Linked DNA regions of Mus musculus: regions 1, 2 and 3 are each linked to region 4. A link is a loop called in an ENCODE intact Hi-C map of the cell type or tissue named here. Cell type or tissue: left cerebral cortex. All regions are shown on one strand. Region 1 holds the start of Atg2a (autophagy related 2A). Region 2 holds the start of Ppp2r5b (protein phosphatase 2, regulatory subunit B', beta). Region 3 holds the start of Pola2 (polymerase (DNA directed), alpha 2). Region 4 overlaps Snx15 (sorting nexin 15).

What was found. Peaks named below come from ENCODE experiments on the same cell type or tissue, not always from the same donor. Only the 100,000 strongest peaks of a DNase experiment are listed, where the experiment ranks them.
Region 1: a loop joins it to region 4, with 2.6 times the contacts of the local background. A loop is called at or near these places in 4 of 42 quality-filtered maps.
Region 2: a loop joins it to region 4, with 3 times the contacts of the local background. A loop is called at or near these places in 4 of 42 quality-filtered maps.
Region 3: a loop joins it to region 4, with 9 times the contacts of the local background. A loop is called at or near these places in 28 of 42 quality-filtered maps.

The regions. Positions count from the first base shown.
Region 1 is chr19:6,240,806-6,243,305 of GRCm38, forward strand. Atg2a (autophagy related 2A) reads left to right here and starts at 863. Exons shown (of 40, transcript NM_194348.3): 1 at 863-1,161. The coding sequence starts at 991. In left cerebral cortex, a CTCF peak has its summit at 990; DNase peaks (open chromatin) are centred at 773 and 1,718; H3K4me3 peaks cover 1,867 bases; H3K27ac peaks cover 1,453 bases.
Region 2 is chr19:6,234,404-6,236,903 of GRCm38, forward strand. Ppp2r5b (protein phosphatase 2, regulatory subunit B', beta) reads right to left here and starts at 1,437. Exons shown (of 14, transcript NM_198168.3): 1 at 1,109-1,437; 2 at 230-696. The coding sequence starts at 428. In left cerebral cortex, a CTCF peak has its summit at 1,477; DNase peaks (open chromatin) are centred at 548, 946, 1,501 and 1,913; H3K4me3 peaks cover 1,961 bases; H3K27ac peaks cover 1,774 bases.
Region 3 is chr19:5,964,061-5,966,560 of GRCm38, forward strand. It overlaps Pola2 (polymerase (DNA directed), alpha 2), which reads right to left and starts at 146. Exons shown (of 18, transcript NM_008893.3): 1 at 1-146. In left cerebral cortex, a CTCF peak has its summit at 1,369 (motif pointing right); DNase peaks (open chromatin) are centred at 159 and 1,387; H3K4me3 peaks cover 706 bases; H3K27ac peaks cover 475 bases.
Region 4 is chr19:6,125,242-6,127,741 of GRCm38, forward strand. All of the region lies in intron 1 of Snx15 (sorting nexin 15), which reads right to left. Among named protein-coding and RNA genes, the nearest start is that of Snx15, 1.8 kb to the right of the region's middle. In left cerebral cortex, CTCF peaks have their summits at 368 (motif pointing left) and 1,273 (motif pointing left); a DNase peak (open chromatin) is centred at 1,253; H3K4me3 peaks cover 686 bases; H3K27ac peaks cover 190 bases.

The sequences.
Region 1 (2,500 bases), 120 kb after region 4:
AATGGATAAGATAAGCGGCTAGGAGGAGTGGGGAGAGGGGTTTTGTGGAGGCAAACTGGGAGGAATAACATTTGAAATGTAAATAGATGCCTGGCAGTGGTGGTGCACGCCTTTAACGCCAGCACTTGGGAGGCAGAGGCAGGCTTTAGAGGCCAGCCTGGTCTACAGAGTGAGTTCTAGGACAGCCAGGGATACACAGAGAAACCCTGTCTCGAAAAACATACAAACAGAAATGTAAATAGATAAAATAACAAATAAGCAAATGAAAAAAGATAAAGGACTAAAGCAAGTTTCATAGGGCTGGGCGTGATGATGTATGCACGCCTTAAATTCCATCATAGAGAGGCAGAGGCAGGAGGATCCTATGAGTTCAAGGCCAGCCTGGACTACAGTGTGAGTTTCAGAACCGCCAAATACAGAAAAGCTTGTCTCCAAAAAAAAAAAAAAAAAAGTTTTATAAAAGTGCAAATGTGCATTTGTTGCCAAAAGATAGACTGCAAAATTCGCACTGACTTTACTCCTCTGATAAGCTTGTCTACAAATTGGGTGAGTCACTGTTCCTTTAAATTCTTCCCAATCACCTAAAAAAAAAAAAAAAAAGTTGGACAAATCGGCACATGCGCACTCTTCCTGGCCCGGACTGTCGCCCTACGGTTGCAGCCTTTCCGCAGCTTGAAGCAAGGAGGTTAAAGGTCCTCCCACTCAGAATTTACGCGCAAGCGTAAACTACGATTGGGAGCATTTCATCTCGCAAAGAGCCCAGTCCCTTTTTCGCTCTTCAAGGCTCCGCCTCCCGCGGCCAATCAGTGGGCCTCGCCCTTCGCAATGACCAATGGCAGCGAGCGTGGGGGCGTGGTTGGGCGTCCGGGGGCGCGGCCTGGCGCTGAGAGAAGCGGCGGGGCGAACCGGGGGCTCTAGTGAACAGCACAGCCGGACCGAGATCGCCGGCTGTCGGCCAGCGGAAGCGGCTCGGGCCCGGCGGTCCCCGAGATGTCACGATGGCTGTGGCCATGGTCGAACTGTGTGAAAGAGCGTGTCTGCCGCTACTTGCTACAGCACTACTTGGGTCACTTCTTTCAGGAGCACCTCAGCCTGGACCAGCTCAGCCTGGATCTGTACAAGGGCAGCGTTGCCCTGCGGGATATTCACCTGGAAACCTGGGTGAGGAGGCAGGGCAGAGGTGGGATGGTGTGGAGAGAGGGAGCACGGGCCAGCGAAGGGTCCTCGCGGAAGGTTTGGGCTGGAGGACAGGCACCGTGTTTGGAGAGGCCAGTGGGTCTCGACCGCCTCCGCCAGGCCCCCTGGCTGGCCCGTCACCACTTAACCAGAAGCTAGGAGAGAAGTCTCTGTCTTCACCTCTCTAGGAGAGACAGACTAGGAAGTGAGGTGTTACTTTAAAAAAAAAAATGTCACCATCATCATACGGAGTTTGGGAGAGCTGCTTGGGGAAGGGGATTCCCGGGAGCTAGGGGAGCAGAGAGATGTTGTGGGGAGCCAGGCAGTAACAAGAGCTGGAACTAGGGTAGTCAGGGAGGCTTTGGGGGTGTTAAGAGCCCTGCCAGGGGCACCTGTAGAAAGATGTGTCCTGACCTCCTCACCCCATGATCCTGGGCATAAGGGGTGGAGATCGCCCCCGGATGTGGATGTCAACAACAGCGTCACTGCCTTCTGTGTTGATCCACACCTCGTGTGACTGTTGCTGCTCTCTACTTCCTGCTTTTGGGAGAGTGGGAGGGGCCTAGCTTGGGTTTAGGGAAGGACTTGGTCTCTGGCATCTCTACCTGGAGGGCAGCCCTCCAGGAGAGGTGTAGAGGTTTAGCTTCAGGCTAGCTGGGGTGGGGGATGGGAGGAGAAGCTGGGCCTGATGCTCAGGAGGTCTGAGGCCTAGGGTATGGAGTTGAGCAGGAGGCTGGGGGTGGCAGGTGAGGGGCATTGACTCACAGCTGATGGCTGGGAGTAGCCAAGGAGCCACCAATTAGAGGCTCCAGCTAAGGGCTGGTATGGGGTCATCCTAGCTCCAAGAGCAGTAGAATGGGCATGTGGCAGGGCTGGCCTCTTTCTCTTTTCTAGCTGGCCTATGGGTCTGCAGCTTCACTTAGAAAGAGCTAGAGGTGAGCCATGCCTTTGGGAACAAATATGGGTTGAAGAGATGGTGGCATCTTCTAATGGCCTGGTATAAGAGGTGTCTGACCTTCGCCTCTTAAACCGCTCAGAAAAATATCCAACATCTGGGTGTTCCCTTTTTTTTTTTTTTTGCTTTCAGCCAGAATGCCTTCTCAGTCCACTCTCTTGTTTCTTTTTTTTTTGGGAGGGGGGGCTGTCCAGGGCCCTGGCTGTTTTCTAGCCTCTCCCAGACAGCCCAGGCACCTCACTTAAGCCCACCCCTCTCTGCTCTTCACCCTACAACCCTACCTTGAAGGCATTCCAAGCAACTACATGGTCCAAGGACCAAGTTGAGCCCTTCCCAGCCTCAGCTTTCCTGGTACCTGGAGTGACTAAG
Region 2 (2,500 bases), 110 kb after region 4:
TGCCCCACCCTTGGCCCTTGCCTGCCCCTGGCACCACTTCCAGATGCCCCACCTCCAGAGATGACAGGCCAGTCAGGCCATGCGTCAGCAGAGGCCTGGAGATTGGGGGTCAGTTCCAGTGGAGTTCCTAGCCTAAAAGAGATCCAAACTCTACCAGACCTCTGCTTCTCCCTTGGTCCTCCCCTACCTTGCTTCCTTCTGGGTACCCTGGCAACCAACAACAGCTCACCTTTGAGCAGGGGCAGTGGAGTGAGCTCTTGCTGGTTGCTCTGATAGCGGAACTGAGAAGAGCTGTGTGAGCGACGGGGCCGGGCCCTGCGGAGGGACCTGCGGGAGAAGCCATCCACCTTGTCTGGTGGTGGCACTGGAGACAGCCCTGGGGAGGAGGGGCTTGTGGGGGTGCTCGCAGGGGGCAGCTTCGTCTCCATGGCCAGTGGACAACACGGGTCAATCTTTCAGAGCCCAGGGGGCTCCTTGTGGGTCTGGAGTAAGTTGAATGAGGCCACACACACTAACTGGGACCCATCCTGTCCAGCATGTTTCAGGGGGTGGGGGAGGCACGGCCACAGTCCTGACCCCCCCAGGGCCTCTGGCAACTGCCCAGTCCTGGGGGGGCAGGTAAGGTAGAAAGGCAATGGCTCAGGTCTTTCCTGGGGATCCAGAAGAGTTCCAGTCAGGGTTCCCACGCTGGCTCTTCTGAGAAGTCAGGTTAGAAAGGTCAGCAGGAGAGACACAGAGAGCAGGTCGGTTCTTTCCAAAGACAGCCCGCGTGGTGCAGTTGCTCCCTTACTTCTTTTCCCTCCTTCCCTCGCTAGACCCCAAAACAAGGGCGCAACCATGCCCCTCCCTTCTTCCAGGCCCAAGCTCTAAAGTAGCCCCTCCCCAAATACGGCCTATGGCTACTACTCAGGATGGGGACTCTATTAGCATCCCCAGATCCTTACAGCAGTGTGACTCCAGCTCCACTAATGTCTCCTGTCTCAGTGCACTCACCCAAAAAATGAGGGTCCTGTTCTCGTGCACCCCCTTTCAGACCCTAGCATCTCTCCTCATATCCCGCTCCTTCCTGGTCTCCAAACCTCAATGTGGTATTGGGGTACACACTCACTTCTCAGAAACCCAGACTTTGGTCGCCGACCCTAGAGGTTGCCTCGGTGGAAGAGACGACGGTTCAAGGGTCCTTAGCGGTGGTTCTGCCGCTCGGGGCGCTGGGGCTGGGCGGCGGCGCTCCTGGGTTCGCTCCCAGGCTCTGGGGGTGCTGGAGCATGCCCCCAGCTCAGCCCCAAAAGGGGTCGGGCACTCGGTGGGCTCTGGGCTGGGCCCCGGCAGCACGCGACCCTCGGCAGATATCCCGGGACTCAGATCAGCGCGGTGCAGCGCAGCGGGAGCCCCGGCTCGCTGCGCACCGGCACCCGCCGCCCAGCTGCTCAGGATGACATCAAGTCACCTCCCCCCCTCCCGGCCCGCACCTCCCTCCGCTAGGGGGGGCTGCGTCAGGGAGGACTCGGGGCCTCTGGGAAATGTAGTCCCCACCCTGCTTAAAGGAAGCAACCGAACTTTACGGGTAACCTCGGAGCTAGGGGAGGAACTCAGTACTTCCGAGAAAAGCTGAGGATTTTAAAACCTGCAAGCAGACTGGGGCAGAGTCCAGCTCAGAACTGGACTCCCGAATTCTGGAAGGGACACTGTGTAGGGAAAGAAAAGGACTCGGTGTTGGAACCTGCTAATGCAAGACAGAGTCCTACCTAGCATGATGTGCCAGGCCCACAATTTGGTCTGAGCCATCTGTCCCTCAGGCCATCCTCTCTCCTCATACTCAGCCCAGATTGAAGCCGGACACTTACAAAACCCCTTGCATCCGGCGTTGGAGGGGTTAACAGTCGGGTTTGCGTTAGCGCCTGCTGGGAGGGGTGTGGTTCACTAGAGGCTCTTGGGAAATGAAGTCCATTCTCCCGGCCTGCAGTGCCCCTCCTGTCACTTACTGTCCATGGTGACATCATGGTCTGTAGTTTAAAGGGACAGCCCTGGGATGCCAAAGCAAGGAGGGCAGAAGGTGCTACCCTGGAGCTGCCCCCATCCTAAGGCACAGTACCTCCCAGCTCCTCTGGTGCCAAGATGTGCCTTGGAGAGTGGGGAGTTCTTGATCAAAACCCCATTGCTGGGTATCAAAGGCTCAGCTGTATTCCAAGAGTTTGGCATTCTGGCCAAAAGTTCCCAGCCTGCAGTCCCGGGCTCCCTTCATAGTACCTGGTCGCCAACACTCTATTCCCTACAATGACTGTGAGACCTTTATCCTGAAGTTTTACCTAGGTGACAAACTGGTCCTTGCTGAGCAGCAGGAGAGAGAGAGCAATGAGGTTGGGGGAATTGGGGTGCTTTTTGGCCCCACCCATTTATGGACCCTGGTGATCACTTAGTGCTGCAAAAGAAGTCTGTTTACCTAAGAAGTGCCCACCTTAGAGCAACAAACAGCCAAAGCCTGTATCGAGGACACTGTTCT
Region 3 (2,500 bases), 160 kb before region 4:
AAATACTTCAAAAGCCCTCGAGAGGTCTCGATCCAGAGAGAAAACTTGCTTCCGAGGACTACACCTTAGCTTCTCCGTGAGGAGCACAGCACAGGAAAAACCCGCCAAACGCTTTGCCTAGCGCGCGCTTGCGCGAGGTTCTGCTCGGGCCCCGCCCTCCCCGCGCACGCGCCGGTCCTCCCACTGCAGCTGCGCAGAACGCGCCTCTGCGCGTCACTCCGCGCGGAAATTGAGAATCGAGACCCCGTACTGTGGCTGTTTCAGGAGTCGCCTGTTCTGCTAAGCTCTGCGATGCTTGTTTGTCCCTTTTTTTTTACCCTTGGCCAGGAGGCGCTGTTTGTCTGTATCTTGCAGTGACTGACACGTGTGTCCAGCACGGCCCTGGAAGGGCACGTTAGCTCCTTCCTCCCCCACCTCAGCATCTCCATCCTGCTCTGCCTTGGTTCGTCCTGATCTAACGCTTTCGTAGGGAATGTGGTTATTATAGCTGTTATGATTGTCAGTCACGGGGATAGCGGGAGGGCAGGTCACTGAAGGGGGAGTGGTTAGAGAGTAAAACAAGGAGTGCATTCTCTTCTTGATGTATTTACCAAATTTTCGAACCAAAATCTCCATTGATTTGGCTTAGGTCAATTGATCTGTGACACCCTAAGAATGGAATGGAAGACTGGCAGAGCCTTTAAGAAAAAACGGTTTGAAGCTAGGCCTGGTAGCACACACCTGTAATCTCAGCACTTGGAGGCTGAGGCAGGTCTCTGCAAGTTCCAGCCAAGGCTATACAGAGAGACCCTAACAAGCAAGCAAGAAACACCAAACAGGACTGCAGAGATGGTTTAGCAGTTACGCTTACTGATCTCACAAAGGACTTGGGTTTGGTTCCAGCACTAGTGTGGTGGCTCACAGCTGCCTCTAACTCCAGTTTCAGGGGACCTGAGACCTCCTGACCTCCACAGGCTCCTACAATCACATGGTGCACATACATACACTCAGGTACTCACAAACACCCATTTAAAACCATGCCGCTAGCCCCAGCACTAAGGAAGCAGAAGCAGGAAGATTACTGAGTTTAAGGCCAGCCTGGTCTACAGAATGGCACCCAGAACAGCAGGGCCACACTGAGAAACCCTGTCTCAAAACAAAAACAAAGTGTGTCTGTGTGTTTAAAGGCTGATTGAACTTCAACTTTCTCAGTGAACATCGTGGCTCAAAGCTTCAATCTCAATATTTGGGAGGCTGAGGTGAGATATTAACACGAGACTGCAGCCGACTAGGCCCACATTTTAAGTCTGTCCAACAGAAAAACAAAACAAAACAAAACTTTACTGGGTTTTCACACTAGTAGCAGGAAGCACTGGGCTGGGCTGCAGGAATTTAGCCACCAGGTGGCAGCAAGGTCACACAACACTACGATTTAGTCCCTCAGTGCTGCCACACATCATTAACATCTGAGGCTTATGGCCTTTCTGATAAAGAGAGGTAAGATTTAAATACAGCCTCACAAACCTTGAACCAATTATCACCCATTTCTAGAGATTAGGGGTGTAGCACACCTGGCAGAGTGCTTGCCTGGCGTATCTAAACCTTGGGTGTGACCCTCAGAATCTGATGGCCATTGGCACATTTGTAATCCCAGTACTTGGGAATGAAGGACCAGAAGTTACCCTTAGCTACATCAGAAGTTCAAGGCCAGCCTGCTACAGGAGACCCTGCCTCAAATGAATGCATAAATAAAGCAAAGCCATCTTTCTTTCTTTCTTTCTTTCTTTCTTTCTTTCTTTCTTTCTAGATTTCTTTATTATTATGTCTAAGTGCACTGTAGCTTTCTTCAGACACCCAGAAAATGCTGTCAGATCTCATTACAAGATGGTTGTGAGCCACCATGTGGTTGCTGGGATTTGAACTCTGGACCTTTGGAAGAATAGTCAGTGCTCTTAACCACTGAGCCACCTCTCCAGCCCCCAAAGTAATCTTTTGACTATTTTATTATTTTGTGCGTATGAATGTTTTGACTTCAGGTATGTCTGATGCTGAGGAGGCCAGAAGAGGGCATCAGATTTCCTGGAACTGGACTTAGAGATTAAATTGTTAGCCACCATGTGGGTTCTAGAAATTGAACCCAGATCCTTTGCAAAAGCAGTAAGTCTCTTAAATGTCAAACATCTCTGTAGCCCCCGCCCCAAAGTATTGTTGTTGCTGAGATTAAAGTTGAGCAACACCACACACATCCCATCCAGCCAAAGTAGTCTTTCTCTCTTTCTTTCTTTTTTCTTCTTTTGGTTTTTTTCAAGACAGGGTTTCTCTGTGTAGCTCTGGCTGTCCTGGAACTCACTCTGTAGACCAGGCTGGTTTCAAACTCAGAAATCCACCTGCCTCTGGCTCCCAAGAGCTGGAATTAAAGGTGTGCGCCACCACTGCCTGGCAGTAGTGTTTCTTAAGGTAACCCTTAGAGGCCAGGCAGAAACCAAAATAAGACAAAGGAAGAAAAGAATGAAGGGAAGCA
Region 4 (2,500 bases):
TGCTTCTTAAGTGGGGTAAAGACACTCACCCCTAGGCTTGGCACTCAACTTCTATCCCAGTTCCTCCCTAGGGCCACGTCCTGGTATTCAGAAAGGAAAACAAAACAAAACAAAACAAAACTATGCTTCTCAGGAAATGAGAGTCTAGGGGCTGGAGAGATGGTTCCTGGAGAGATGGCTTGGCAGTTAAGAGCACTGGCTGTGTCAAACACCGATGCACAGAAAATAAAGTAAAAATAAATAAATCATTTAAAAAAAATGAGAGTCTGTCCCAGGATCCAGTTCTTCTTAAGAGAGGAGCTACGGGCTGGTGAAAGGTCCGGAGTTCAAATCCCAGCAACCACATGGTGGCTCACAACCATCCGTAGCAAGATCTGATGCCCTCTTCTGGAGTGTCTGAAGACAGCTACAGTGTACTTACATATAATAAATAAATAAATCTTTAAAAAAAAAAAGAGAGGAGCTACAATGTCTCATACCCATGAAGACAGAGTTAGCAGTGGGGTTGGGCACTCTGGAAGAACAGAATTGGCCCGAGACAGAAGTAACACTTAGTTTTTGCTATTATGCTTATGGGAGTTTTACAGTAAGGTTGTACAGTTTAGAATCAACAGTTTTCAAAACATCCTTTCCATTTTTTTTTTCTAGATCTCAGCAAACCAGACATGATTAAGATGCCCATTTAAAATCTAAGGATGGGGACAGGAGGGGTGGCTCGGTAGTTAAGAGCATGACCTGATCTTCCAAGCACTACATTCAGTGCCCAGAACAGTACCCACATTATGTGGCTCATAATCGTTTGTAATTCTGGCTCCAGGGGATCAGATCTGATGCACCTTCCTCTGACCTCAACAGGCATCCACACGCAGTTGTGCTACACATTCACACAGACACGTACATCAGCCAGAAACAAGGAGAGATGATTCAGCAGGTAAAAGCACTCGCTGCTGTAGCCAAGGACCTGGGTTTGGTTCCCAGCACTGAGATGGCAGATAGAAATAATTTCTAAGTCCAATTCCAGGAGATTCAAGACCTCTTTTGACCTTTGATCTCACCAGGCTTGTATTTGGTACATAAACATACATACAGGCAAAATATTCATACATATAAAATTAAATAAATCTGGAGCTGGATCGATGGCTCAGGTTAAGAGCACTGGCTGCTTTCTAGAGGACAGAAGTTCTATTCCCAGCACCAACGTGAGGGCACACAAGCGCTTGTAATTCCAATCAATAGGGATCTACCACCCTCTTCTGGCCTCCTTTGGTATTGCATGGAGAGTGCACAGATGTTTTTGTTTTTTAAAAAAACAACTACGTTTTAAATCTTTAAGTAAATAAGCCAGGAGGGGTAGTACACATTTTTAATCCCTAGGGATGCTGCACTGGGGAGGCAGAGGCAAATGGATCTCTGTTTGAGCCTGGTCTACAACACAAGTCCCAGGACAACCAGGGCTACAGGGAAAAAACATGCCTCGAAATAAATAAAGAAAAAAATTAAGTAAATAAATCTATAAAATAAAAAAAGGATCATCTTGTAGGGTGCTGTGGCAAGAGAGAGACATGGAGAGAGAGAGAGAGAGAATGAGAGAGAGAGAGAATGAGAATGAGAGAGAGAGAGAGAGTTCTCTAAAATGTGGGAGGCCATGAGTTCAACCCTAGCACTGGAAAAAAAAAACAACTCTATGCATGTGTAAGGCATGTGACTAGATCTAAAAGGCTAACAGGAAGACATAAGGGTTCTGAATGCCTTGTCATCCTTTCTACCCTCCGGCATCTTCCTAGAGACAATTATTATATTTGTATTTTTTGGCATGAAAAAGTAAACCCCCGGAACACTCTTGACGTATCTAAGACTCTGACTTAGATTGCTTTGGGAGCGACTTGTATGTGTTTGCTTCCTTTTAACAGTCGACAAGCCACTAATCAAACAGTTGCCAAGTTGAAAAAAATTTAAGTACAAGAAAATATATAGTCAGTCTTTCCGCAGCAACCCGGTTTCTCCCATTGGAGACCTCCATAGTTACCTTGGGTAAAATTCTAAAAGCATTCTTTCATGCTGATGTTTCTACGAGCTCATTCTAAGTTTTATTGTTACAAACACCAATTTCAGCTTATTGACTTCCTTATCTGTTAAGACCAGTCTTTTTTTTTTTTTGCGTGAGTTTTTAAAACCACACAAATTATATATATATAATATATAAATAGTATAATAAAATTATATGTGTATATGTGTATATACACACACACATACATTTAAACTTTTAAAGAGCTTTTTTTATAGTTGGTCCTGGTGGTGCACGCCTTTAATCATAGCACTTGGGAGGCAGATGCAGGAGGGTCTCGGTGACTTCCGGGCCAGTCTAGTTTACATCGTGAGTTCGCAAAAGCCAGGGCTGTCTCAAAAAAAGAAAAGATAGATAAATAAAAAGGTGGTGGTGGGGCTTTTACGGATCAAGCAGGGAAAATTACCAAAAGTTACTCTAAGCGATTAGAGAAGG